2 separate regions of the Mus musculus genome follow, and region 2 is linked to region 1. The links are chromatin loops, found by intact Hi-C in ENCODE. Cell type or tissue: heart. All regions are shown on one strand.

Region 1 (2,500 bases):
TCCTGAAACTCACTCTACCCTCCATGGCTAGAGTCATTGTCTTCTAGAAAGTCCCTGGGGCACCGAGTAGGGGACTTAGGGATCCGAGTATTGGTTGCTTAGTAAGGAGTAGCCTAGTGTAGGAGAGAAAACGTTGTCTACCAGAGCCTCCTGGGAACTCAGCAGTCTAGAGTAACGTCAGCATCGTGCGGACATATTCGATGATGAATCAGTCAAAAGGACAAAGAGAAGGAATGAAAGGTGGCTCCAAGCTCCCTGACTTGCCCCTCAGGGACTGAGCCAGTACAACAGTTCATTGACTTTGAGGAGAGTGGGGAGAGGCCAGCCTGAAGGGGCTGCAGAGATGGATTGGGTTTTAAAAGCTATTAAAGTCTTGAACAGGCAGTGTGGACAGGAGCTCTGTTTTCGTAGTCTGCACTACATGTGGCCTTCCTAAGTAGATGCTCCAGGAGAGCTGCTCTGGACTCTCGTCTTCCCAGAGAGGATGTGCATGGTAAGCTAACAGGTGGGGCACTGGGGAGAAGGAACTGGGGGGAGGACATCTGGAGGCTAACAGCTGGCATGGCCAAAACAAGAGACCAAGACAGAGCACGATGTCTCAGGCTAAAGGGCTGTGTGAGGGATGCAGCTACAGAGAAGTAAGGGAGAGGGAACAGAGACCCGGAGCATGCACTGCTTGTCCTGAGAAACAGGAGGGGACGCTAGATGTTCAAGTCCCCTTATTAGTCCCCTCTGTGAGTAGTGAGTGGTTCAGAGGACTATATTTCCTCATAGTCATCTCGACCCAGACAATTTAGTCTAAACGACTTCAGGAGTAAGTAAAACGTTTTCTTTTAAAACTTGAATTAGCCTCTTTTTTAGATGAGTGGTCTTAAACCCTTTCTAGACTTACAGTTTATATGTCATGATAAATATTCTGTAATTCATATTCTATTATTTTAATTCCAAGACATTCAGCATAAAATGTTGAAAATGAGGATTTCTTAGCCATAATGTAAAGGGTGTGTATAGTAAAAGACCCACAGAAGTTGAAGACAACAGAAGAGCAAAGGTACAGGACCTTGGACTAAAAGCCAAAGTTACAGCAGGCCAGTTTTATTTGTACACGGTACCTACATACGTGTTTCTCAGAAGACATGTGGTTACATCACACTTAAGACACAGCTGCCCCACACAGCAGGATATGTGGTATCCCTAAATCTGCAAAGCTGGCTTGGTCACCAGGACCCACTCTGTAGCTCTACCCAGTTCCGCAGTGCCCCCTGGAGGCCGACCAGTGGAATAAAGAGCAGGGTGGAACTTCATAGAGCCTCTTAACTGGATTTAGTTGAAATCTGTTTACCTTAGCTACTAAGAATCAGTGTCTTTCACTGTCAGTGAAACCCATGGGACCACAGACTCACCACACATGTCACTTAAAGAAATAGAAACGGAAAAGAGGAGGGAGAGAGACTAGGACATGCCACAGCCCCTTCTGCTCCTCTGGCCTCATTAGGAGAGCCCAGTGGCCTGTGGGTGTGCAGCCAGCCCCGGCTTGCTTTTTAGCAGCTGATTGGTAAGAAGGCATTCCCCTGATTATTGTTTATTTGTGGTGTGCCCACGGACACCTGACGTGCACAGTGCCCAGCAGACAGGCACAAACGAGCTCCTCAGGAGGGGCCTCCTCGCCACAGCGCTTGTACCCAGAGATTTGCATATTGTTGCAACGTTGTGACAGGTTTCTTTCCTGCATGGTGCTTTTACCGTGAATGATAAAAAAATAATTATATGACTTACATAAAGCCTTAGTGTGGGAAGGGAAGTATTAGCTATTACACTTAATTATTTAATGTGGAAACGTATTCACACTGTGTAAAAGCCCAGTGGGAAGGTACACTGTGGTTCCCTGTCTCTGATCCTGCCACTGGAAAAGAAACTGAAGGCATGAGAAGAGGGATTCCCAAACCCAGAGGGTGTTGAGGCAGGAACTCAACCCAGGCAAAGCAGTGGCCCTCCTCCGCAGGAGGGGCCTTCCGTGAAGCAGGAGCCATCATGAGAGGAGGCAGTCATGGCAGCCACAGTGGGCATCAAGCACTCCCTCAGATGCAGACCTTGCAGTACCTGACACTGCACAGACTTCATATTCCCACAGAGGCACACGCAGTTGCTATTGCCGTGTCCTATGTGAGTGAGCTGAGGCACTGAGAGGTTAAAACGCTTGCTCTCGGCTCTCAAGCCTCATCTCTGAAAGCGAAAGCAGCCCACCATTATGTTTGTGTCTTATTACAAAGGCGGTGCTGGTGGCTGGATCTAATGGTCTTCATAGCATCATGGCTTTGCAGTCAGGCACACATGGGGCGAGCTGATGAAAGAAAGATGCTAAGCCGGAAGGAGCATGTCTTGCCTGGGTTGTGAAGGCTTCCCTAGAGCCTGGGCTATCACACTGTTTAGAGATCTGCAGCAAGACTAAGCTCTTTCCCACTCAAAAAGGGCAGCCTGCTCTTCCAGTACCCACTGGCAT
Region 2 (2,500 bases), 700 kb before region 1:
GGTAGTAAGGTCCCTGGCTTAGGGGTTAATAGATACCAGTCGCTATTGTCATTAGCTAAGTCATGGTAAGTAGCGCTGAGGTGTCTCAGAAGTCAGGAAGGATGTGAGGGGAAGCTTACTGGGCTCCAGGCCCTAGAAGTACAGATGCCCTTGGGTCCTTTTCCCTTTCTCTCTGTCTGCTTTCCTTTGCCCCTCCCCCTCCCCCAACTGACCTGGAACATCCTTGCTTGCCACTGCTCCTTATTCTGTGTATCACACAACATCATTGTGGATGCAGGGCTCCCCCAGCATGATAGACACATAGTCCAGAAATACTCATGTCCCAAGAAGCCACACACAGGACAAAACTAGGGGTCAAAGGCCAAGCCTCTTAGTTCATAGCCCGCACCTCTGGATGGAAGGCATGGCAGGAGCCTGGTCGTCTCCGGGGCTTCTGGGAGCGCATCCTGTCACACTTGACAGAGGCATTATGTGCGGAGCTCACTGTCAAGGTACAACTCTCCACAGTTCCAGAGATCCTGAAGGTCAAGATCTGTGAGGTCAGTGGCCCAGCAAGCAGGTACAGGCTGGGCCGCTCCCTCCCCCTCCCCCTCCTCCCTCCTCCCCCTCCCCCATCATGGTGCTGGATGCAAGGGAGGACAGTGAGAAGCTGGACTCTGCAACCCAAATCTGAGCTGCTCTATGATCTCTCAGCCACCCCCTTCCCCTTGGAGGGTGGGAAGGATATATTTGACTTCTGTGGCCTCCTGGAGGATGGGAGAGTGGGCGCTGCAGTCACAGGTGCGGTCTGTCACGAGCAGGAGCAGGTTGCTTCGGGGAATCTGTTGCATCACGAATGTCCTGCAGCAGAGAGGGCAATGGGCTCTGAGTCGCAGGAAGTGCAGCCTCCAGGAGAAGTTCTCTGGGGAGAGACCTTCTGGAGCCCTGGGAAGGACAGGCAGTCCCAGGAATATTGAGACCAATAGCTCAGTACTTTTACATGAACCGTCACAATGCCACCCCTCCATTCCCAGTAGCCTGGAGAGGGTGAAGAAGGAGCTGTCATTAACACCCACAGGGATCATTTCCAGCAAACAGGCATATTACCTCTGTTAGAGCCAGAGAATTTGCAGTTCTGGGCTTGGCCACAAGATGGCACCAATGCTCCTATATATAGCTTGGGTTGGGGGGTAGGAAAAGGTCTTTATGTGTTACATACACAGCTAGGAAGGTTATCACCAAGCATTTTGTATGGGGTGGGTGATGTTAGACACACACAAGTAAGTATATAGCACACATATAAACTCACATGTGGCCATTACACCATTATGTGAACTTGGTATAGTTCCCATTGTGCACAGGACAAAACAGGCTAGAAGCTTGTCTGCAGTTAAGACTAGAGATGGAAAGGATCAAAGGCAGAGTCAAGTCTGTCTGCTGGGAAGCCCTTCTTCTCTACTATCCCCTCAATGGTTCCTTAAAGCCCGACATAAGCACGCCAATAGTGTTAGCCCCAGGAAGGCTGCTGTATGTGTACTTAAGATGTTACACATGATGAAGAGGCGGCAACCTAGATCTGTCTAGCGCCACAATCTGAGCTTACACAATAGTTGGCCTAGCTCTTTGGTTCCCCAGACATCCTGGTGGCCCCAGTAAGCTGCAAGACTGGCCAAGGGAGGTCCCTGGAGGTACTGTCCTCCTGGGTTGGGACAGATGCCTCTAGGTTGGTTTCTTCAAAGTTTAGCGTGGGAAGTCAGTAGGTGTGGCCTTCCAAGCTGGTCTGGATGAAGCTAGGGACTTTTACCCAGGAGCTAGCCTGACTGGATTCTGCTTAGAAATTCAAGACTTGGCCTGGCGATGCCCCAGGCTCTGACAGCTCCAACCAAGGCTCCTACTCCTACCCTGTGCCTTTGCTGAGAACACCCCAGTCCTGCACATAGTTCCTGCTCTGTACGGGGCAGAACGTCCTGCCTCTTTCCCAGCCTGTCACATAAGTGTTCAAGGCCCTGACGCTACCTTGCTCTGAGCGGAGGGGAAGCAAGCCTGCAGGGGTTTCCAAGAGAGACCCCGTGGCCTTGGACTTCGACTCACTGACTTGGGAATTGGTCTCTGGATCCTTGGCCCTGTGTCTCCTAAAGCAGACAACCAAACTGTCCACACCCACTCCCCTCCCCTCTGCTCCAGTCTGGGTTTTTGCTGCACTGAAGATCAGGATACCGAGAAGGGCAACTCCTCTCTGAGATGAAAGGGACTCCTTTCCTCCTGTGGAGACTTTCCTATGGGTGCCAAGGGCAAGACGCCGTTGGCCGGATTCCGTGGCTGCCTGGAGACTTACTTCTGGCAGCCCCCACACTCGATGATGCCATTGGCTTCCTGGATGGCCGTCTGATGCACGAACACTGGGTACTCTGTGTCACAGGGGTGCAGCAGGTCCTGCTTCTTGTGCTTGTGGGCTGTGGGTGACAGAGGAATGTGTGTGAGGAGGGTTACCACACATCACAGAAGGCCTTAGGGAACCCAT

Evidence for each region. A loop is a pair of places that touch in the nucleus more often than their neighbours do. Peaks named below come from ENCODE experiments on the same cell type or tissue, not always from the same donor. Only the 100,000 strongest peaks of a DNase experiment are listed, where the experiment ranks them.
Region 2: it touches region 1 in a loop (2.9-fold over the local background); 5 of 42 quality-filtered maps call a loop at or near these places.

The regions. Positions count from the first base shown.
Region 1 is chr6:118,645,610-118,648,109 of GRCm38, reverse strand. The region is part of intron 29 of Cacna1c (calcium channel, voltage-dependent, L type, alpha 1C subunit); the gene reads left to right. Among named protein-coding and RNA genes, the nearest start is that of Gm38887, 51 kb to the right of the region's middle. In heart, a CTCF peak has its summit at 1,270 (motif pointing left); a DNase peak (open chromatin) is centred at 1,239.
Region 2 is chr6:119,347,066-119,349,565 of GRCm38, reverse strand. It overlaps Cacna2d4 (calcium channel, voltage-dependent, alpha 2/delta subunit 4), which reads right to left. Exons shown (of 38, transcript NM_001033382.3): 35 at 2,315-2,432; 36 at 728-840; 37 at 389-471. Among named protein-coding and RNA genes, the nearest start is that of Lrtm2, 18 kb to the right of the region's middle. In heart, a CTCF peak has its summit at 1,113 (motif pointing right); a DNase peak (open chromatin) is centred at 1,105; H3K27ac peaks cover 349 bases.